Linked DNA regions of Mus musculus: regions 1 and 2 are each linked to region 3. A link is a loop called in an ENCODE intact Hi-C map of the cell type or tissue named here. Cell type or tissue: gastrocnemius. All regions are shown on one strand.

The links. Hi-C counts contacts between places; a loop is a spot of excess contacts. Peaks named below come from ENCODE experiments on the same cell type or tissue, not always from the same donor. Only the 100,000 strongest peaks of a DNase experiment are listed, where the experiment ranks them.
Region 1: a loop joins it to region 3, with 2.1 times the contacts of the local background. A loop is called at or near these places in 5 of 42 quality-filtered maps.
Region 2: a loop joins it to region 3, with 1.9 times the contacts of the local background. A loop is called at or near these places in 8 of 42 quality-filtered maps.

What each region holds. Positions count from the first base shown.
Region 1 is chr15:95,901,656-95,909,655 of GRCm38, forward strand. The region is part of intron 3 of Ano6 (anoctamin 6); the gene reads left to right. Gm41389 (a long non-coding RNA gene) reads right to left here. Exons shown (of 2, transcript XR_875611.2): 1 at 5,695-8,000; 2 at 1-2,896. Among named protein-coding and RNA genes, the nearest start is that of Gm41389, 6.2 kb to the right of the region's middle. In gastrocnemius, no CTCF peak of the experiment used is centred here; DNase peaks (open chromatin) are centred at 4,833 and 5,911; H3K4me3 peaks cover 534 bases; H3K27ac peaks cover 2,124 bases.
Region 2 is chr15:95,838,213-95,846,212 of GRCm38, forward strand. All of the region lies in intron 1 of Ano6 (anoctamin 6), which reads left to right. Among named protein-coding and RNA genes, the nearest start is that of Gm17546, 12 kb to the left of the region's middle. In gastrocnemius, no CTCF peak of the experiment used is centred here; a DNase peak (open chromatin) is centred at 4,868; H3K4me3 peaks cover 773 bases; H3K27ac peaks cover 4,748 bases.
Region 3 is chr15:95,786,532-95,794,531 of GRCm38, forward strand. Ano6 (anoctamin 6) reads left to right here and starts at 4,312. Exons shown (of 20, transcript NM_175344.4): 1 at 4,312-4,525. The coding sequence starts at 4,453. A130051J06Rik (a long non-coding RNA gene) reads right to left here. Exons shown (of 2, transcript XR_875618.2): 2 at 1,358-1,773. In gastrocnemius, CTCF peaks have their summits at 1,262 (motif pointing left), 4,151 and 6,523; DNase peaks (open chromatin) are centred at 1,267, 3,792, 4,364 and 6,511; H3K4me3 peaks cover 3,466 bases; H3K27ac peaks cover 3,889 bases.

The sequences.
Region 1 (8,000 bases), 120 kb after region 3:
CACAGCACAACATAAGTAGCTGTTAAACTGTGTTGTTTAGGAACAACGAGGGGAAAGACTGTCTGAGTGGTTCCAGATGCACGCCCCTGCCCCAATAATTCCCATCTTAATTTAGTTGGATCTGTAAATGAAGAACCTACAGATGGGAAGAATGGACTATCTGGGGCTGTTTGTGGCCAGTAAGACAACAGAGAGCAATGTAGATCACACAAAACCATTTCTTACTGCCTGTAAAATGCTACATGGCTTCATATTTATTAGCTCCCTGCTTATTTATAACACTACACTAAATAGTTTGTGGTTGGAAAGACTTGGCAGTTCTCTGGAGTATTAAAAGTTAAGCTCATAGATGAAGAAATTAGGATGGGCTTCCCAGACCTTTGTGTGAGTAGAAGGTGTGGGAAGATGTTTGGCAGTGGGTAGAACATTTTTTTTTTGGTTGGGAAGAATAATTTCAAGACATCTTTTGTATATTGATAGAGACCATAGTGCAGATACTGTGTTCTTGCAAATGAGAATAGTGTTCATTTCCTAAGATAAGGAAGAGATAATCAATTGCCAAGTAGTTGAAAGTTAGCCTTCCACATGTATAAATATGTGGAGTGCATTTAGGGTAGATGATAAATCCGTATGATTCTGTCAGCTAAAGCATGATGGTCATTTTCTACCGATTACCTTCTCGTCCCATCCCTGGGGAGCCCTTTGTTCTAAACTACAACCCCCTGACTCTTCTTGTTCTGTTTTCTGTGTGAGCATTTGGAGGATGGTATTTACTGGACCAGGGACAACTTAACAGGGGCTGTATCCCTGAAGAAAAGGACCCCTCTTCCTCTAGCCACTGATAACTGCCAATGGCCCCTCAGGGAAAGACAGGCCCCTTGAGTCCCTCCTCCACCCTTGATAGACTGCTGACAGGACCATCATGTGCAACTCTTCCGTAGGCAAGCACAGCCTCTGTGAGTTCGTGAGTAGAACAGCCGTGTGAATTAGACAGCCCTCTCTCTCTCCATCCTCTGGACAGCAATATTTGACCGGATCTAGGTTGACCTGGTTGAAGATTCCTTTGCCCCTTCTCATCGCTCCTGAAACCAGCAGTTCTAGATCAGTGGTTCCCAGCCTTCTTAACACTGAGACCCTTTAACACAGTTCCTCATGTTATGGTGACCTCCTGAATTGCAAAATTATTGTGTTGCTACTTTATAACTGTAGTTTTGCAACATTTAGGAGTTATAATGTAGGCACTTGGTATGCAAGATATCTGCCACCCCTGTGAAAGGGTTGTTCCCTGCCCACCACCCCCACAGGTTGCAACTGTTGTTCCTCACTGAAGGCCTGGGATTGTATTTGAAAATAGCTCTCCAAATTGTTTTTAGAAGCTGTTAAGGGCAGAAACCACCTCACATCCCTTGCTTCTTTTTTTTAGTAGTAGATTATAGGCCATTTGCCTTCTGATGTAGCTTTGACCCATAATGACTGTGTATTTCTTTTTTATTATATCAAAATATTAATTTAAAAGTAAAATTTGAAACTGAACTTCATCTAAATATTCACTTCACTTATGCTTGTCATTGGGAACCGCTCATCTGCTTCTGGCCCTTCACGAACACACATTACCCGCTTGAGTGAATTCCTCATCACAGCGGTCCACCAACGTTAAATGTATCACCAGCACGTGAATATAAATTAAGTGGCAATTAATTAGTTTATGTATTCTACTTACCAAACCGTTTGGAGCATATGCTATGTAACTAATAAATTAGCACATGAAGTAATTAATAATTTTTACATGAATTAAGAGCCTTTGACTCATTTCTCATGAATCTTTGTAGGCTTTGCAGAGATTAGCCAGATGAAAATAAAATATGAAAATAGAATAACAGAGCCATTGGTACTTTGCTTAACAGAGTTACAAGGATATTAGAAGTTAATCTACATATATCTCATAGAGTCTTTTCCCAGTGTCCTTCACTCTCTGACTCCGTAGTCTCCTCAGTCCCTGCTTTTTCCACTGACAAGGCAGGTTCTGTGTCCTGTTTACAATCAGGATTTGTACAGTGTGGTTCACAGGTACGTACTGTAGAGCAGTCACTTCACGAAGCCAGTGAGACATGAAGTCAGTAATCCACGGTGTTGAGGGACAGAAGGCGTCTTTAATTATGTCAGTCTGTCCTTTGCAGCTTTAATCTCTGAATTCTTTATTTCCCTGACAGCTTCATTAGTCTCACGAAGGTGGTATAAATAAATTGCGTTTCTGGAGGGTGGGTGGGAGCTGCCCTCTCCCTTCACTTTTTGCTGTGAGCCTACTCTCCCGGATGGTGAGAGACGCGTGTGTGCTTGTTCTCACGAGGGACACATCGTGACAATGAGTAGCCACTTTGTCTTTACTGGAATTCTGTATGTAAGGAAGGTGGATCTCGTTGCCTTGCTGATGGATTTGGCTTCCATAGAGATGTAGGAATTCACAGGGCAACTTACTTTAATGACTTGATTAAAAAAAAAAAGACTGTAAGTCTAATTTTTTTTCCTGGCAAATACAAATCGGAGAGCATAGTGAACGGTTAGATTTCATATGTAAGATTTCCCAGCGAGCCCCTGAGATGAATTTCTGTTAAACCTATGTCTTCAGATAATCATTTATTCAACAAATATTTACTGAGCATTGGCTGTGCCAGTCACTATGCAATATTAATTGTCTTTGGTCTTAACGTAGAAGACATTCCGCACTAGTGTTTCAGTTGTCAAGAGCGGTTACTGACGCAGTGTGCGTTCGTTCTACTGAGAAGTGCAGATGACGGTTTCACAGGCTGACTTCAGAAGCCTTTGAAGTGAGCGGCCCCTTCCCGCTTCTCGCCTGTTTGACAAATAGAGTACACACTCGTGCCTTCGCTTCCGTTGCCTGACACAAGGAGTAAAAGTGGTTAGATCAATTTTTAAAATATGCCACTGGTTCTTTGAGAATTGGCATAGGATCTGTCTTGTTAAAGCGACACCAGGTTTATTAGCGTGTTCAAGCAAACGTAAATGCCCTGTCCTTGAGTCAACTGCTGAGGTATTTATTATGCTTTGTGGGGAGGCATTTAAAGGCAACTCCAAGCTCCACCAACTATGTGAAGACAAGGCAGGTAAATATCTTGTGAGCTCTTTGTAAAGAACCAAATAAGGACAAAAACAAGATAAATTAGTGCAACCTTCCTGGAGGGCAGCATGGCTGTATGTGGTGAAGGACTTTGAATCACACTTGATCGAACAGTTCTACTTCTGGGATTTTGCCCAGAGGAAGTAACAAAAGGTGCATGAAGACTATTTCATAAGGATTTTTATAACAGGGAAGAATTAAAAACAATCTAAATATCTAATGCTTTGAGGTTGGCTAAATAAAATTAGCCCATCTCCTCTGAGAGAATATTATTAAGGCATTTAAATGAGATGGAAGGATGCTTTTATGTTTTCTGCATCTGTGATGGGCCCATGGGCAACACTATCTCGTGGCCTTGGGGCACTCAGACGGGAGGCAGAAGAGTTGAGGATACATCATTTCCCCAAGAGGATGGAAAGAATACACACTTATTAGATATCAAAGACGTAGTTCAAAGATCAAGATCAGGATGGCCACAAAAGCACAGAAGGCAGAGGACCAGGTCACTGAAGGTTAAGATCTGTTCGAAGTATGTCTGTAGAATGGCCCAGGTACCTCAGTGGAGGGACCGGGCTCATTGGGTGTACAGTGTAGAGGCAGAGTGGATGGTTAGTTACTGCCAGTCTTTTCAGATTTCTGGCATTGGAGAGGAGAGGTGATATTCTTGACGTCCTGAAGAATATCAGTGACTGGGTACCAGGTGTCATGTGTTACACTGAATCCCATTAGTCATATTAATCTTTAACCCTAGAGTGAAGCGATTTCTCCACTGACTCAAGAGATAAAAACAGTGAGCGATGATCCTGATCTCAAATTATCACCTAGCATCACAGACGTGGTAGGTGGGAGAGCTAAGATTTGAATCTTGCCCCAAACCCAGGGATAAAGAGAAATCCAAATTATGAGAGCCGAAGGGGTGTGTGTGTGTGGTAGAATTGCATCTAAGAGGAGCGGGCCTGTGAAACTAGTGAGGAGGTGTAGCCGCCATTCAGAACATCTGTGGGAAAATGGACCACATCTGGTTTGCTACATTCAATATATAATACCCGTGACTGGTGCAGTGGACAGTGCAGTTTGTTTGGTTGTATCTGATGAGAGAACAGCCCAGCTCTCAGAACCTTATTGTTAAACTCTCTGGCATGTCTATGAGCCTCCACTGCCCTGCTCTCTCTGATATTGGGGTACTCCAAGATAAAACTCTACCTCTCCTCCTCCACCATATCTTGCAATACCCACATGAAGGAAGCCAGTTGTTACACTGTAGCATTCCAACAGGCCAGTTGATCTCTGCATAGCAGGGAGCCATTAATCTAGAGTGCGCTCAGTTTATTCATTCATCAAACATTTATGGTGTGCATACTATTTTACAGGCCTATATTAAGTACTGATGATACTGATAATAAAACATCAACATCTCTAGGGGCAGGAGTGGTAATAAAAGTCCAGAGGACCATGGGAGATGTGATGGTCATAGAAAGGAAAGCATTTGAATTGATTTGTGGCCAACCAGTAAGGACAGTGAGAAAACAGAAGGCGTTTCCCGGGAAGCTCAAGACATGGGTGGATTTCAGCTGCCATGAAGAGAGATGGTAGCAGCAGTTAATGGGCGGGGAGGAAGAAACCTGTGGGTGTGCAGTGAGTGGCCACCATTGTCTCGATGAGGAAGGAGCCTAGCCCACAGAGAATAGGGTTCTGCTGGTTAGGTGCCAAGCAAGAGGGGAAGCTCCCTAGTTCACGGCTGGTGGCCAGAAAGGAAACAGCTGAACATTGTTATGGGTCTAACTGTAGTGGAGGAGGGGATTTGTAACAGAGCCAATCACTGTTGATTTGTTTTCTACCCGTATTTAAGTATTAAAACACTCCTTAAACTATGGGAGATGACCCACCTCTGGCTGACTCCACAGCTGTCCCTAAGACCTAGATACTTGAGCCTGAGTCTTCACACATGTTAGATTTTTGAACTGAAATACCTCCCACACACACATACCAGCTCATGTTCCCTGGCTTGTAGAGGTGTTTTAGAAAGCTGTGGAACTCTCAGAAAGTTAGGACATGGCTGGCAGAGGGAGGGTCACGAGGGACAGGATCTTGCAGGTCGTGCTCACCTTTGGTTCTGGTCTGCACTTCCTATCCACTGCCATATAAACAGGCCACTACTACACACTCCCACCCCCAGAAGCACCAGCATGCCTTCACTGTTTAACTCTCCTTCCTCCCTTAAGTTATTTCTGCTGAGTTTTGTCACACTGACAGAAAAGGAACTAGTTAAACATTGGTTGAAATCCCCACCACCACTAGGGTAGCCAACAGCTTCCTGTTAAGTCTCTGGAGTTGGCATCCATCGCATCTCTCCACAGTAAGTTCTTCCTCAAGTGGCAACACATGGTTTCCAATTCAGGGTGTCATAGTTAGGGATTCTGTTGCTGCAATGAACACCATGACTAAATTTAATTTTTTCAAATCCTATTTTTAATGATGGTCCTTAAATGCTTTAACCTCCCTTGTAGCCCACCACCCACCAGAGGTCATGGGAAAGAAAGGGTGCGGGGGAAGTGGACCTGTTTAGAAAGGTTCGTTGGAGCAGCTCCCGTCTGCGTCGTCTGGAAATTGGCAGTTCAGTTCACAGGTCAGCAGCAGCAGCTTGATCGGATCGCAAACGCTTCACAGATACACCAGCAGTCCAGTTAGGTAGAGTCGGGATAGCGAACACAAATCAGCAGTGATTGTGGTACTGCCTAGCAACGACAGCTAAGCCTCAGCCTTGGCAGGAGTCAGCAGGAGGGACCAGGGCCAACAGGAACACCAGGAAAAGTTCTTGGCTGTGCCTCTCTCAGCAAAGTGAAGATCAGCAAAGATGCAAGACCCACAAGCATTGCACAGCTAGCTCAATAAGCAAGCCAAGGTCAGCCTCCATCACTGTTCATTGAGTCCTTTTTACATTCCCTCCAAACATCATGGGCTTCCCTCAGCACTTGCATCTGTCTCAGCTGACATCACTCTGCCAATCAGTCTACGTCCTTGAAAACGGCAAGAAGCTGTGGCACACCAGGTGTTTGCCCCAGCAAAATACCATTCAATACAACTGACTTTCCAAAGAAAACTCAATTTTCCACTTCCATACCCCAGCAACTGAGGGAGATGGTGGTGGGAACAGAAAGTGGGAAACCTAGAAGCAAGAACTGATGCAGAGCCATGGAGGATACTGCCTGCTTACTGGCTTGTTCTTCATAGCTTATTCTGACTACTATCTTATTGAACCCAGGACTGTCTGTCCAAGTATGGCCCCACCCGCAGTGGGTGGGGCCCTTCCACATCAATTATCAACCAAGGAAATGCCCTACAGATTTGCCTTACAAGCAATCTACTGGGAGCATATTCTCAGTTGAGGGCCCCTCTCTCATATGATTGTAACTTGTGTTAACTTGGAAGAAGAAGAAGAGGTGAAAGAGGAGTAAAAGAAGGAAGGAGGAGGAAGAAGAAGAAGGAGGAGGAGAAGGAGAAGAGGGAGGAGGAAGAGGAAAAAGAAGCTCACAACAACTGCAATAACAAAAGAACCCCTCAGGACACAGGGTCTGGAGTATTGCTGAACTTGACCAGTCACTAGGGCAGTGCTTTTCAACCTGTGGGTTGCAACCCCTTTGGGAATTGAATGACCCTTTCACAGAGGTCGCATATCAGATATTTACATCACAATTCAAAACAGCAAAATTACAGTTATGAAGTAGCAATGAAATAATTTTATGGTTGGAGTCACCACAACACGAGAAACTGTATTGAAGGGTCACAGCATTGGGAAGGTTGAGAGCCACTGAACTAGGGAGAGGAAGAACAGGTACGCATGCCTACTGTAGTGGATACAGGTTCTGCAATGACCTGAAATGCTGGATGTCCAACAGGCACCTGCTGCATTGCCTAGAAACATGTAAGCGTTTCTGCCTTAATGTGGGAGAAAGTCTGAGGTCATGGACAGTTTCTCTGTAGATCTTCTATTGCACACATGGAAAACTATTCTTTGTGTTTTGAGAAGTTTGTAAATTCCCTGAAAAAAAAATAACAGAACCTTAGTAAGCATTTATATAAGAAGCTAATAAATGCAGAGTGCAGTGCTCGCCCCTCATCTGTGAGGGGAGCCCACCACCCCAAGGGATGTCCCAAGTCTTAGTACCAAATACCAAACTCTGCACACATGTGCATGCGTGCACACACTCACAGGTGACACACACACACACACACACACACAGACACAGATGACAGACTCCACATAATGCTTTCTCACTAACTTCCTCATATCCTGTGGCTCTCACATCTGTGGTGTGAATTAGTATGAATTTCAGCAAACTAGCATGAATTTCTCTCCCTTTCACAATTTCATGGAAGATTCATTCTCACCACACATCTTAGCAACTCCAGCCTGTTATTTTCTTGGTATAGTTAAGACTTTCCGGGGGCTGGAGAGATGGCTCAGTGGTTAAGAGCACTGACTACTCTTCCAAAGGTCCTGAGTTCAATTCCCAGCAACCACATGGTGGCTCACAACCATTTGTAATGAGATCTGACGCCCTCTTCTGAAGTGTCTGAAGACAGCTACAGTGTACTCACATATAATAAAAATAAATAAATCTTTAAAAAAAAAGAATTCCCATCTTTTTATACACACACACACACACACACACACACACAAGGGGTTAGAGAGGCTGACTGACTGACTGACTGACTGACGTGCCTGTGCTCAAACCATGCCCTTGAGAGTGACAGACCCCCTTCAAACGAGGCCACGCCTCTTAACCCTTCCCAAACAGTTCTATGAATTGGGAACCAAACATTCAAATATATGTACCTATGAGGGCCGTTCTCATTCCAGCTC
Region 2 (8,000 bases), 52 kb after region 3:
CTAAAATGGCAACCCATGGTTCAGGAATCAGGAACTTGTAAAAGGTTAAATATTCTGAAGGTTCCCCCCACCCTCCCCGCCTTGGGCATTGTTAGCTGATGGCTAAGCACACTGGATTCATGTTCTCAGTACCCGGATGAAGTTTATTTCAATTGGGAAACTAAGAAAGCTAATAGTTGAGGGGTGAGTTTTCCCTTTGTCCTCTGGCAGTGGAGACATCCCCGGTAGCACCTGCCAGGAACTTTCCTTCCTGTGAGGGCTCTGTATGTGGGGATAATCGCCCTATCTGTAGATTCTTTTCTCTAAGTTACTTTTCTCAGTTGAGACGGAAGGCAGTGGGCATGGTCTGTCTTTGTGGTTTTGCCTGGATGGTTTGATCATTAACCCAGTAGAGGTCACCGCGGTCAGTACAGTGACTGAGGGGAAAGCTGGGTTGTGAAGTCCTTTACCCTGTGACCTGAAAACCAGAGATATCTTTCCTAGGGCAGGGTTGCACAGGTTGATCTTTACAGCAGAGCCACCCCTAGCCCAGTTGTCAGCCCAGACTCTCCTTGGCAAACTGCACGGATTATTCTGAGAGTTTAGCAAGCGGTGGTTATTTATTTGATTCTTGCACTGACATTTGGGAACCATTATTTTAGGGACGGGAGGCCAAAAAGCAACTCAGACTCTCAAGTATTTGCAGAACTCAGGGAAAGAAAAACAAGACAAAAGAAACAGAACAAAAAAAAAAAAAAAATCCAGTATGCCTGATCAGCTGACCCTCTCCTGTCAATCATTGTTCATACCCATTTCTCCTTCGCAGTGAGATCTCCTTGCTCAAAGGTGGTAGAAAGGTTGAGGAGCCTTGCCTCAGCATAGCTCTCCAAGGTGTGTGTGTGTGTGTGGTGCCAGGGAAATGCTAGTGATCCCCTCTCCCCCAAATAGACAGGAGCCGGTCTGATCCAACTCACAGTAGGGTCTTTATTCTATTTAAGCTAACTCAGGGCCCCCTCAATGCATTGCCATCATGCAGGATGGTTTTGGTAGTGGGGGAGCCCCGAATGTCTGTGGGGCAAGGCTTTATAGTAAGCGGCAAGCAGGAGTGGGTGTGCAAGCATATGATTGGAAAAGCTACTGTAGCCTTTAACATGATTGGCTGGTGCTGGGAGTCATATCATAAATGTAATTTCTGCTCCCCTCTGCATTGGTGGTCATTAGGCAGGTTTGTTGGGGGAATAACCTGGAGATGCTGGTCTTGTTGATGGTGTAACCTGGAGATGCTGGTCTTGTTGGGGATTAGCCTAGAGACTGGAGCTAAGCTCGGGTTTCGTGGGGGTGGGGGGGGGGAAGGCAGGGGGAGGGGCAACTTGGACACTAAAGCTAGGTACCAGCCTGTTAGTTTACATGAGTTCAAAATTCAGGTCAGGGTCTCTGAAATGGAGTCTGAATTTAAAAGCTTTGGCCTCTCATGTGAATAATACATATGTCATGTGTCATTTGAATAGTTTCAGTCACACACACTTTGTATTTCTCTAAGTGTAACGCATGTGTAGTGGGTGGTTGTAGTATGATTTCTCCGTCTTTCTTGTTTGAATGTTTGGACTTGTGCACGTGTGCACATGTGTGTGTGTGTGTGTGTGTGTGTGTGTGTGTGTGTGTATTTGCTCCTGTGGCTATGTGCATGTGCCATGTGGGTGTGTGTGCTTGTGGGGGCCAGAGGTTAGGTACCTTCCTCTATCTCTCCACCCTGGTGGTTTTTGTTTTGTTTTGTTTTGTTTTGGACCAGGTCTATCACTGATAAGCTAGGTTGGATGGCTTCTGAGAAGAGTCTGCCTCTCTGTCCCCCTGCCCCTCCTCCCCCCAGCCCTCAGGTTACAGATAAGTGCCACAAGTCCTTGTCCTTTCAAGTAGCCTCTAGGGATCCAGGCTCATATCCTTGTGCTTACTGACTGAGCCACCTCTCAGCTCCCTCAGCCCCGTTTTACACGTTAACTTTGTCTCCTGTCTATGCCTGCTCTCTTCAGTGACCCCTTCCGTTTTCCTTTCACTCTTTTCTCTGAATAGATTTGTGTGCGAGAGACTATTATCATATGGATGCATAAATATCATCTGCAAAGTCAATCGCAGGAAAGACTTAGAGTCTCTTTAGCTTTATGACTGTAAAGGATTCCGCTTCTTGCCATTGATTCAGCTTTTTTGCCATTGATCCTTTATTAGAGATCAATTAGAGTCGTATACAAAGACCTTGGCTGGGCCCTGAGGGTCTATCTCAGGCTAGGCCCTGAGGGTCTATCTCAGGCTAGGCCCTGAGGGTCTATCTCAGGATAGATGGATTTAACTGCTTTTCTCAAGACGCTTTTACTCTCTCGTTGAATTCTTTTTAAACTTTTAATTGACATTGTACTTGCATTCTTATGGGAAACAGGGTGACCCACACACATGTGTACACAGGTACACACACAGTCAGGTCAGCATAGCTGGTATGTTGTTGTTTATGTTGGGGACAGTCAGATTGGTATTGTTTTTGCACTGTGCTGTGGAACATTGGAAAACCTTATCTGATGGTGACCCTGTGCCTACTAACAGCCCTCACTAGGATACATTTTGGAGTCTCTGGCAACCACAATTTTGCTCTATTTCCATGAGTCCAGCATCTCTACTACTGCATAGAAGTAAAAAAAAAAAAAAAAAAGCATGCAGGCTGCCTTTCTGTGCCTGGCTAATCTCACTTAACATGATGTCCTCTAGTTCTGTCCCTGTTACTGCAAATGGCAGAAATTTCATTTCAGTGTGGTAAATGTCACTTATGTCATTCCACAGTGGTCTTTATCCATTGGTGGATATCTAGCTGATTTTACATCTGGGCTGTTGTGACAAGCCTTGCTGTGTACACGAGAGAATGGATGCTATAGGGACTCAGGTTCCTTCTAATTCTTTCCTGACCCTGGCCTCCCCCCTCATTATTTCTGAGAATCGTGACAGGATAGCTTACCTACTCATCGGCATTCCTCTCTCCAGGTAGCTTAGAGTAGCCTTAAGTTGCTTATTAGCTTAAGTTGCTGCCTCCACCTCCCTAGGGTCAGGTCTACAGGCCTGTGCCATCACACCCAGTTTTAACAGTTTATTTTAACCAGACTTTTTTTTTTTTAATGTAAAATTTGCCTCATTTATTTGAAAGTCATTTATAACAAATTGCATATATATTTTATGCACTATATTTTATTCACTGTCCCCCTTAATAAAAAAAAATACACTTTTCCATTCTCTGATTTCTTTTTAAGCTTTTTTATGGTAATTAATTGATGAATTTTTTTTAATTGACAATTATTTTTTTATAGAATATATTCTGCACTGGGCAGTGGTGGCGCACACCTTTGACTCCAGCACTTGGGAGGCAGAGGCAGATGGATTTCTGAGTTTGAGGCCAGCCTGGTCTACAGAGTGAGTTCCAGGACAGCCAGGGCTACACAGAGAAATCCTGTCTCAAAAAACAAAACAAAACAAAACAAAGACTATATTCTGATCTCCTCCCTCATCTTCTCCCAGATCCTCCCCTCCTCACACTCTGTCCAAATCCAGCCTTCTTTTACTCTCTCTTTAGAAAACAAAAAGACAGGCTGGAGAGATGGCTAGTGGGTTAAGAGCACTAACTGCTCTTCCAAAAGTCTGAGTTCAATTCCCAGCAACCACATGGTGGCTCACAACCATCTGCAATGTGATCTGATGCCCTCTTCTGGTGTGTCTGAAGACAATTACAGTGTACTCATATACATAAAATAAATAAATCGCTTAAAAAAAACAAAAACAAAAAGACAGACAAACCAGAATGAAACAAAACAAACAAAAAAATAACAAAGACACACAAAATGCATAAAAACATAAAATGAGAAACCACAACATATAAACAAAAGATCAGTAAAGTAAAAAAAAAAAAAAAAAAAAAAAAAAAAAGCCCAAAAAGCTCATTATGAGACAAAATAATTCAGAAATACCATTGAGTTTGTTTTGTATTGGCCATGTCTGGCTGGACATGGGGCCTGCCTTTAATCCTGTTAACTAGACTTCTATCAAAATGGTTGTCTTAGCTTTCTTCATTACAGAAATTCCATGTGCTTGGTACAAATTGCAAAGTGGTTTTCTTCATAGAAAGCCATTAAAGGGTTTACAACACAAGACTACTTTGTCAGAGTTTTGTTTTCAAAGGTCACTTAGATAGCTAAAAGGAGATGGGGTTAGGAAGAGAGTGAGAGTCTCTGACAGACAGATTACAGGTACTCGTGTTGTGCAGAGCAGTGTGCAGGGAACTGGCAGCATGAGATCTGAGTGGGAGACCATAGGATGCCGAGTGTGCGGGAATAAGGCAGAGGGGAGAGGGGAGATGGAGAAAAAGGAGAAAGCGCTTGTGGGTTGGAGTGTGTGGAGATGTGACTGTAGGCCCTTTGTAAAACCTGATGCCAGGACATATCTATGTGGCAGAATCACATTGACTAGGGGACATAGGAATCTAGAGATGAGAAATGAAACAGGAGCATGCACTAGAGCAGAGATGCTAACAGCTGCCACGGTAGCGTGTGGGGGAGCTGAAGGGCTTCCAGAAGGGGAGGGACCAAGAAAAGAGTCCAGAGAGATAGAAGGACCTCAGGCACAGAGGACACCCCTGACATCTCAGCACTGGGGAAGCCAAGGAGGGAGATCCTGACTTCAAGGCCGGCCTCAGCTACTAAGGAGCTGAAGGCCAGGGTGTGGAAAAACCCACACCAGAAAACACACCGATGGAACGACAGCAAGAGTCTTTAAAGACTGGCTTGGTCAGCTATGACAGCGATCACTGAGGTCTCTGGGAGGCAAGAAATGTAAGACATTGGGCAGAACAGCATAAAAGCCATGGTCAACGGTTGCCAGAGCAGGTTGGGAGCAAATGCCCACTGGAGGGAGGCCAGCTGTACATGGCTACTCAGTATAGTAAGGACTTGGACTATGGGTTGTTTTTTTTTTTTTTCCCCTTTTCTCTTTGTTTGTTTGTTTCTTTGTCTCTTTGTTTCTTTCTTTGTTTCTTTGTTTCTTTGTTTCTCTCCCTCTCTCTGTTTCTCTGTCTCTGTCTCTGTCTCTTCCCTTTTCCCTGGGTATCAGTCTAGGACCTTGCTCATGCTAAGCAAGCGTGCCTTCCTCCGGAGCCATGCTCCCAACCCTTAGGAGTTTGGACTGTGTCACAGCACAATAAACTACATCGGGAAAGGCTGATTAAGGTTGTTGTTTTAACTTCTTCAGATAACCTTATCTTTATTGTTTTATTCTGATTATAAAGCAGCATATACTTAATGTAAAAGCTTTAAGACTTAAAAACATAACCGAGATTAACGTCCATAACTATTCTTTTATGTGTAGCCACCGTCGTTTGGGATATGCCGTTCAAGATTCCCGTGAGCTAACATACGCATGCACACACACTTGACAACACTTTACAGTCAGTTTATGGAGATGCGGGTGGGCTGCTTGCTTCCTGTGAGCTGCGTGTGCCATTGAGGATTGCAGGGTCATGTCAGACGTGCCTCCGCCTGCAGCTGAGGAGTACTGCTCAGTTGTACTGCAGCGTTTTCTGGACGTCTGAGCTTTGTGGTGACATTCTCATGCTCTCCTATAGCTTTACGCTGGGTACAGTTGTGTCTTTTCCCTGACAGTCTTGCAAAGGTGCCGAAGTGAGATTGTGGGTTCAAAGAGCAAGTACATGTGATGGTTTAATAATGCTTCATTACTGAGAAGGAGGTGGGTTTTGTTGTTGTTGTTGTTGTTTTGGTTTGGTTTTGGTTATTATTGTTAAATATAGAGGGAAGGCCTGTGGCCATGAAAAGTGATGGTGAGAAGAATAAAAAATGAGTTGGCTCTGGTCTGAGATCAGAGGGGAAAGCCACCTGTACTGTCTGGTTTTGTGTGTCAGCTTGACACAGGCTGGAGTTATCACTGAGAAAGGAGCCTTCCTTGAGGAAATACCTCCATGAGATCCAGCTGTAAGGCATTTTCTCAATTAGTGATCAAGCGGGGTGGGGTGGGCCCATTGTAGGTGATGCCATCCCTAGGTTGGTAGTCTTGGGTTCTATAAGAAAGCAAGCTGAGCAAGCCAGGGGAAGCAAGCCAGCAAGGAATATCCCTCCATGGGCTCTGCATCAGCTCCTGCTTCCTGACCTGCTTGAGTTCCAGTGCTGACTTCCTTTGGTAATGAACAGCAGTATCAACATCAGCAGTATCAAAGTATAAGCTGAATAAACCCTTTCCTCCCCAACTTGCTTCTTGGTCATGATGTTTTCTCAGGAATAAAACCCTGGCTAAGACACCACCTATCCTTAAGGAGGAGGGCGCAGGTGGGCTGAGAGACCTAGGATCCTCCACATTCCTGTATCCACCGGGCTTGTCTGGTGCAGGCATTCCAAGAATTTTTCTGCTTAGCTGGGTGAACAATCAAAGTTGCTCCTTCCAGAGAGTTTAGTATTGCTTCCATGTCAGAGCTAAGGACTGGGGATTTGGAAGCCCATTCTTACATCATGAACTCTGGCCCAATTCAGAGAAGACACCCAATCTAATCATTACAAATTTGATGTTTTTATTAGCATATGTTAATTATACATAGTGGGTTTCATTATGCTACTTTTGGTATATGAGCATGATGTATTTAGGTCATCTTCATCCTGCTTGCCTCTCTTTCTCTCTTCTGACTTCTCTCACTGCCAGTTTTATTTTGTAGTTATGTGTGCACAAGCTCCCATTTTACCCAGTGAGTTTAGTTTACAGGAGCGTGACTGGGAGTTTGTTTACAAGTCATGTGTCATACCCATGGTTATCCCACTGTGGGAGGTCTCTCCATACCTGCATAAGAGTCCTCAGAGATAGGTACCCCAGCTCCTACCATGACAGGTTGATGACAAGGCCAATCTTATGGGGATCATGTATAAGTAACTAGTACCAAAGACCCTATATATCTTGGTCACAGGACATAAAGAAATCAAACACCTATGGGAGGAGATACAGAGACCAAGTGTGGAGCAGAGACTGAAGGAACAACCATCCAGAGACGGCCCCACCTGGGGATCCATCCTACATACAGTTACCAAACCCAGACACTATTATAGATGCCAACAAATGCTTGCTGACAGTAGCCTGATATAGCTGTCTCCTGAGAGGCTCTGTCAGAGTCTAACAAATACAGAGGTGGATGCTCTCAGCCAACCATTGGACTGAACACAGGGTCCCTAGTGGAGGAGCTAGAGAAAGGACCCAAGGAGCTGAAGGGGTTTGCAGCCCCATTGGAGGAACAACAATGTGAACCAACCAGTACCCCCAGAACTTCCAGGGAGTAAACCACCAACCAGAGTACACATGGAGGGACCCGTGGCTCCAGCCACATATGTAGCAGAGGATGGCCTTATCAGACATCAATGGGAAGAAAGGCCCTTGGTCCTGTGAAGGCTCAATGCCCCAGTGTAGGGGAATGAGAGGTCAGGGATAGTGAGCAGGGGGAAGGGGGATGGGATAGGGGATTTTCAGATGGGAAACGAGGAAAGGGGATAACATTTGAAATATAAATAAAGAAAATTAGTAATAATAATAATAATAAAGAACAGAAAAAAAGAAACCAATGTAAATCAATGGATCATTGAGTTCAGTAGTGTGGCAGCCATGTTATACCCAGAAGTCAATGCTCTCTGTGTCCATGGTTCCCCAGGTCTTACAGTCTTTCCGCCCCTTATCTCTGATGGTCCTAATGCCCTGGAAGAGTTGTTAGGAACATCTCATTTGTGGCCAGGCTCACCACTGACCACTACAAAAAGCTTCTCTAGCCAAAGCTGGCTGGAGCCCTAGTGTAAGGGCACAGATTGCTATGTCGAATGAAATTTGACAGGGATATCAGGTCCACTTAGCAAAAACTACAGTAGTAGGTTCCTCACCAAGGCCTTTGCTCTCCCCAGCCCTAGGCTTTTGACTGGCTTTATAGGCCAGATGTCAGTTTTCTCAGAGGTAGCAAGTCT
Region 3 (8,000 bases):
TCATGCCGTACATGGACTCTCCTGGAAATTTTCTTCCATTATAGCCCCGCTTAAGGAGCTATCAAAAGTCTTGCTTTTTATCCTTCCTGGTAAGTGGTCTCCTTCTATGTTATCAGTAACAGTTAGTGCCAGGTCCTTTCAAAGAAGGTGCTCAGCAGAAACTGAGCTAATAGGCACTTACCACTGCTCTAATTGGCAGGTTCTCACCATCCCATTAGGCCACACCCCCCTGTGCTACGCCTCCTGGGAAGATTTGCATTTACTTTGCCTTCTGCCTAGAACATGCCCTTCAGATACTAGTTGCATACATTAATCTTCAGTTTCTCCAGGTCTTCCCTAAAATACCGCAATAGATAAGGTGGTTTGGGTGTGTGGAAGCCAGGAAGTAAGCGCAGCAGTATTTAGCCATGGGCTGGCTAAAGCAGACAGGGGAAGGGAACCAAAATAACTCTTACTTACGGAGCTTAAACTGTCTGCTTTCCACTCTCAAGATTATTGGTTTCTTTGAGGATCTGGGGTCACTCCTTGGTTCATGCAGTTTGAGGGTAGAGATTGTAAACTGAGATTGGGCCTGCTAAGTTTCAATGGCATAAGAAAGGCCCAAGAGACGGGCCAGTGTGTCCTCAAATCTGGGAATATGGACAGAGATTTAGACTGCAAATGAAAGGTGCGGTAGTCTCCACATACACAATTTTCAGGGGTCAGTGGTGGTCCTGTAACAAGTCCCTCTGCATGGAAGCACCCAAACATCCCTTCCTGGAGAGAGGTTCCTTGAAAGTCAGGAAGGAAGCCTCCTCATTGTCAGGAAGTACCTAAAACTTACAGGACTCTGAAGCCCCGCCTCCAACGTTATATAAACAGTAACAGTGGTGGAAGATAGATTTCCCAGGTCTGAGCTGCTTGAAGTAAATTCTAACTTGCTGAACTGCATACAGGTCATTCCCAGAGTGCCAAGGAAGCAGAGCTCTAGGGATGCCTGTGCTGGTTTGGATTTTTCAATGATGCATCTGCCTTTAAGCCACTAGCGTTCCTCCAACACCAATACACTCACTGGCTCACCATACTGGACTCGAGTGGAGCTGTTACTTGGTTGTTCTTCTGGCTCAAGCAGATGTTTGCTAATGCCTCTCTAGAAAAAAATCACACAAGAGCTACAAGATTAAAAAAAAAAAAAAGTAAGGGCACAGAAGAGACAGCTCACTGGTTAAGAGCGTCACATCAGGCTGCTCACAACTCCAGGTCCAAGGGGCCTAACGCCCTCTTGTGGCCTCCACAGGTACTGCACTCAAGTATACAAATGGCACACAGACATATACAAATAATTAAAACTAAAGCTAAAATATTTTTAATTAATTAATTTTTTTACACTCCATATTTCATTCCCCAAAGCTAAAATATTGTAATGGTTAGAGTTCTTTGTTCAAAGAGCATATAAGGTTCTGTAGCTGTGGAGTCTCCAACTAATCTGTTGGTGGTCTGACTAACTGCTTTTGCAAAGGCAGAAGGCGAGCCAGGTACGTCTCTCTGGCTTTTCACTGCAGTCCACATGGCTGAGATGACAATCTCTGTGTGAGAGAGACATTCTTTGCTTTTCAGTCTGGGTGATTGAGGTTCTGGCAATCCAGGTAAGGGACAGCTGCCACCATGCCTCACCTGGTCATGATCCTGACCCTTTGCCAGTGCCCAGACTTCTAGGGTGGTCTCAAGTATGCTCAGGAGGATTGCAGAGATTGAAGAATACAGCAGCTGCTTGCTAGCCCATTTTACAGAGACCTGGAAATGACAATGAGGTATTGCATATGAATAGAGGCATTGTCCCATCTGACCTCACTGACAAAATTAAATTTCACAGACAATGTTATTTACAAAGTCAAGGTTGCCTTTTGGGTGGTGGTGGTGCACACCTTTAATTTCAGAGTTTGGGAGGCAGAGGCAGACAGACCTTTGGGTTCGAGACCAGCCTGGTCTACAGAGCAAGTTCCAGGACAGCTAGGGCTATACAGAGAAACCCTGTCTCAACACCTCCCCACCCCAAAAAAAGGAAGGAAGGAAGAAATAAAGAAATAAATATAAAATGGCAATTGTAGGGTTTTAAATTTTTCAGGAGCTTTGGAATATAGGGGCCTGTGTGAGTACACTGTTTGGATGCCCATAGAACTTTTCTTTCTTGGTTGGGATAGATAGTAGTTAAAATTGTAGAACAGCACCAGTTCTATATAGAAGGAGAAGAGGGCTGAACACTGAAGCCAGTGGAGTACCAGCATCCGAAGGCTGGGCAGAGAGAGCATCCTGGCTGAAAACAAATGAGTAGGAAAGTATTTGGTTTGTGACCCTGACTTTGAAAAGCCTTGCAAACACAAATACTGGCCACATAATGCCGCAAGCATTTTATCTCACAAACTATGCATTACACAGACATTCCCCCCCCCCTTAGGATTAAGAGTATGGCTCCTATATAGGACTATAACTTAGATTATTTTTGCAGCATATATTGATCGATTGAAAAAAAATAATGCATGAGAAAAAAAACTGTAGGAAATGCATTAATGTACCAAATGGGGTGTACTAACAATAGATGCACAGCTGGCCTAAGTAATTCAATTTCCTTGTGGCAACAGTCATGTCTACACAAAAGACCACAATGGCTCTGTAACACTTATCAAGCAAGAAGCAAAAGGCATCTATAAAATCTCTTACAATTTCCAAGTGACTCACTGAGACTTAGGTCAGAATCAAGCCCAAGAATTTTCGAGCTATAAAGTAGCTTTAGGTCGGAAGATCCAGAACTTCTACATCTGCTGAGAGAACCTAGCAGGTCAGTGATGAGACCGGGTGGGTTGGAAGAAGTGGGTGGAAAGGCCTCTGGAGGCACTTTCTGAGGTGCATATAGTAAAAGGGCCACCCCAACACTGGCTATCTGTGGTTGCAGACAAGATGCTCACCTATCGGGCGGTCAGGTGAAACAGTGGCAGTAACTCCTAGGCAGAGATGAAGCGACCACTGTAAAAACTTTTAGTACCGGACTCAGCGGACTCAGCGCACGAAAATCGCCATGGCTAAATGAAGATGGAAACTTCCTCCTGCAACCCACACACCTCTGGAACCGAGAGTTCACTAAAGCCTTCCCTTCCCTTCTCAGTTCCCAGTCTGTCCTGAAGCCGAGTTTTGCTTCAGAGTCCCCCTGCTTCGGCCTCTGGAGGGCTGGCATTATAGGTCATAACTGGTATTACAGGTCGCAGATGGCATTTCAGGCCATAGGGGTCATTGCTAGCATTACTGGTCCCGGCCTCTCTTCCTCTCTCTCCCTCTCATAGTCTCCTCATCTTCTCAAGATCTCCAGAGTTCTGCACTTACTTTTCATGTTACAAGTAGTCTTCTTTGGTAAAAACCGGAGCTTAAGGAGCAAGGAGAGCGTCTCCTGGACGTTTTCTCTAATTTGTACTGTCCTTTAGTGCATATTCGTGATTAAATTCCTGCGTTATTATTGATCGCAATGTTTTTTCCCTTCAAGTGAGAACATTAACTATGAGGTTGGGACTATAGATAAGTGGAGAGTACTCCCTTAGCACGCCAGGGGTGCTGGGCTGGACTCCTAGCATCTGAGAGGCGAAAGAGGAAAAGGGTAAGAATATAAAAGAATAAAACACACAGTGGATGTAGTAGTGTCTTGTCATTGAACATTGACTAGGAACGGGCTCAGGAGGCAAGTGCTTCTCCAGGGAGTGAGCGACAACCCGGGCACTGCAGGGAAGCCACCATTCACCAGCGTCCTTGAGAGCAGCTGTGCAGACCCAAGGACTTGGTACTCCCGCCGCATCTGCGCCCCAGTCCTTGGGTTGTCAGGGCGGCATTCCTTCACTCTCTACCGTCATTTCCCCCTTTCGTTTCTTTGTCCTTCCTGGTACTACAGTTTCCCATATTGTCTTATTAAAGAGTTTACACGTAGCTATGGCGTGTTTTGTTCGGCCTAGTTCCGGGGCTTGGAGGGCACCCCGCGACCACTCCCCGCATGTGCTCCTTCGGGCGGGGGCACAGGGGCTCTCCGTGCGCACGTGTGTCGTTTTCCTCCCCCACACTAAGCGGGCACCTTGCAACGTCTCGTCATTCTGCAGATTAAAGACCCTCGTGAGCTCATAGAAGCCGGCCTGCCTCTGCGGCTGCAGCGCTCCCCGCAGGCGCGGCGCGGCTCGCCCGGCTTCTGCCACTCCCCTTCCCCCAACCCCCCCAGCCCGACTTCCTCCCAGGCTCCTCGCAGCCGGGGCGGTTTGATCTGGGGCGGGAGCGGCGGCGTCCCTCTGGGCATGCTCAGTCGCAGGCTGAGCAGCGCCTGCTGAAGCAGAGCGCGGGCGGAGCGCAGCGGGGCAGTGCCGAGAGGGCAGAGCGGAGCTTGCGGCCCGAGCCGAGCGGAGCCGAGCGGAGCCGAGAGCAGCCGAGTGACGGTCTCCGGGAGACATGCAGATGATGACTAGGAAGGTCCTGCTGAACATGGAGCTGGAGGAGGACGACGATGAGGATGGAGACATTGGTGAGTGCCGGAACCGGGGCCAGGGCAAGGGGGATCCGGGGCGGACGCCTCTGCGCGGAAGCCGAACCTCCCAAGCAACTTCGGGTCTTTTTCCTGCGTCCGCTCCGGGCGGTGTTTTGGGGGCCCCTGCTCCCGGGTTCACGACACACCTGAGCCGGATTCTCCGAGGCCACAGGCTGCGCCGCTGCACCAGCCCGCAGAGACACAAACAAAAGGGCTGGAGCCGCGGGCGCGGGGCAGGGACGCGGGGCGACGCCGGGCGGAGGACCGTGGCACGTTTCCATCAGGCCTCCTGGATGTCAAAATGTTCCCTCTCAAGGCCTCCAAACACTTTACAAAGTAAATTTAGGAGTTGGGTGTGGCTTTTCCTTCCTTTCAGGTTTTGCTCACAGACCAATCAAAGGAATTTGGTAACTCCCAGGTCTAGACGAACTTGGGAATTCCACGCCGCGATTTAGCCTTGGCCTTTCATTGTGACAGCGGTTTATCAGGCACTCCTCTTTGTGGAGAGAGCAAATAGTATTCCTTTTTAAGGAGAGGAGAAAAGTGTGCCCAGGTTAGCCTTCCTGGAGCCTCACACTGTCAAGTAGAAGTTTCTGATTTCCCAGAGTTGAGCAAGTTAAGGCTCTGCACCTGGCGGCTGATTGGGTAAAGGATGTAGGATGCTCTTGTCTCATGAGACTGAACAGTTAAGTGACCGTTTACATAAAATACCACCCACGGGAGCAGCGTTAAAAAGTTACACTCGTATTAGCACAGTTAGTTTCTTAGGGAAATATTCTTGTCTGTCATAGTGAGGCACTCAAGTGAGATCCAGCCGGAATAGAAATTGACATAAGCAAGAGGCTCTGAGTGTAAGCCCTTGCTGCCCTCAGATTTCAATTTAGAAAGAAAATCTAATTTGGTCTAGCCTCTGTTACATGATAGGCATCATAGGTTGTCTTCAGACCCTGCCAGTAGGCTGGCTTTGCTTTTACTGACCCATGTAATTCATGCTTGTTCCACGAAGTAAAACAGCCGATGTAGTTAACTACCTCTGCCTCTTCTTACTGTAGCCTCCAGTATTTAGATTCATACTTTAGATAGCAGACAGCCTGTTTGGACAGGCAACGTTTAAGCAGGTCCTGGCAATTTTTGGTTGTCCTTTATTGAATTATGAATTTCATGTGGATCATAGTTATGTTTTTGTCCCAGACGTTTTACCAAACCTATGAACGTTTATGTTACTACAGAATTATAAGCCTTCTTGAAGGTTTACTGAAGTAGGTTGATAGACTATTATGAACTAATTCTAAATCCAACAGTGGGAGAGGAGGCGCTGGTGAAATGGAGGACTGCAATTGAAACCTCTGCCTCCAATCTTGTAGTGTTAAAGCTCTTGGTTAGTCTCTCTCTTCGGGACTCCTCACTAGAGGGAGCGTTGTATAGTTGTTTAAAGCATAATCAGCGCCCATGTTAATTTCTGTTAAATTTTGCTTAGCTTTAAAATTCAGAGCAGGAAAGTTACTTTGACACGAGGCCCCAACGTCATCTAAGGCAAACCTCAAACAACGAAAGTAAACCATTTTAAAGTAGAAGATGTATCACGGAGGTGTTCCACCCGCGTGTGTGAAGCCGAGTCTTCTGGGAGGCCGGGTTGCCCGGCTTTATAAACAGTTACTTCAGGTTGTTGCTCGGTACTTAGAGAACTAACTCTGGCCGTTGTTCAATATTTAGGTACCGCTTTAGGTGCAGGAGTAGCCTCCTTGCCTGGCATGAACCCACATGGAGAATTGAAAATGGTATCTTTCCCATGGTTGTCTTCCTTGTTAAGTCGTGACCATCGGAAGTAACCCAAAAGGTGCAGTGATGAGTGAACCCATGGGGCACAGTTTTTTGTTTTTTGTTTTTTTGTTTTTTTTCTTTTCTTAAAAACTTGCTCAATTTTACCAAGGAGCCACAGAAGTCCTGTGTGGGCAGCGGTTGCAGAAGTGCCCTGGTGGAGATGGCTGTAACTGCAAGTCTCGGAAATGCAGAGTGGTCTGTCCTTGGCAGCTTTTGTCTCCACACTTTCCACCTCCAGTTTGTCAGTTGATTCAGCATCACTTCCTCTTGATTTAAAACGTGATATAGGACAGGTGAGATGACTCAGGGGGTAAAGGCACCCGCTACCAAGCTCCAGGACGTGAATTCAATCCCCATGGAGGACGTGAATTCAGTCCCCATGACCCACATGATGAAGGAGAGATTATTATACTTCCACATATTCTCTGACCTTCATTTCTGCTTTGGCTCTCTTACACCCCCCTCCCCCATCTTAAAAAAGGAATAGCAATAGCTTTCATGGCAGAATGTAGATGCTCTTGGTTAATATATTTCTTCAGTGCCTCTCACTCCTCTATAGTTTGTATAATACTATACAAAACTATAGTTTGTATGATAGGTTTAAAAAGGCTTTTATTTTCTTGGATTACCTGTGGCTCAAACTCTGCTAAGGGAAAGTAGTCCTAGACCTGGCTGCTCTCAGGAAGGACTCAGGCTTCAGATGGATGCGTTTGAAAGCTCTCGGTTTGCCGTCCGTTTCTGGTCGTTGACTTTGTGGTTTCTCAGACGGATTGTCTGTCGCCTGGGAAATGGACCGAGGCCATGTTAGATGATGGCCCAGCCATTTCTCTGTCCTCTTTCGGTGTGGCAGTCTCAGGAAGACTTATCTACCCATGTAAACTATTCCCGAGGTCCATTTCATGTTTAATCATCCCCCACTCTAGTCCTGGTCTGTTGGACCTCATGAACAGTGGTGGAGTAACCCTTCTGGGCTAAGGGCAGATGGCTGTGGGGTAGATGGGGCAAGGCACACAGCCCTGTCCCAGGGCGGGGGGTCCCTTGAAACATGAAAAGTCCCTTGTAGAGGGTGGCTTTATTGAAGTGTATGCGGAACTATGGGAGGACGGCAGGAAAGGGAACTTTCCAGAAGAGGTGGTGGTTAGGCTGTGGAAAGCCTACGCGGAGCAGAGATGCCAGGCTGGAAGGACATGGAGGGACTCTCCTGTGAAGAATCCTCCAGACATTTTAAAGATCTTGAGCTGTCTGTAACTTGGGAGCCCTAGAAAGATGTCTTAGAAGTAAGGAGGAGGGAGATGGTACTTACTGTAAACCCTCCCAGGAGTTGGGTTTAGAAGTGGCTGCAGTGATCCAAGGTGTAAGGGTTGTGTCCCGGAGCTTACAGGAGGAGGAGCATCTCCAAGCATCCCATTCTAGCTGTCGAGTATAGTGTAAGTCCGCCTCTTGAGCTGAGTGGTAGGAAGGATGGGTGGGGTGGGGTGGGGTCTGTGAAGTCATACTTTTCTTGGCTGCTTTGGCTTGGGCCATTGCTTCCAGCCTCAATTCCTCTCTTTCCCTGTGAGTCATCCTCCTCCCAAGCCTGTTGGAAACTCCTGTAGGTAGTGCTGATAACTGCTTCTCTAAAAGACCCCAGTGCATTCTCACACCCCTTGTT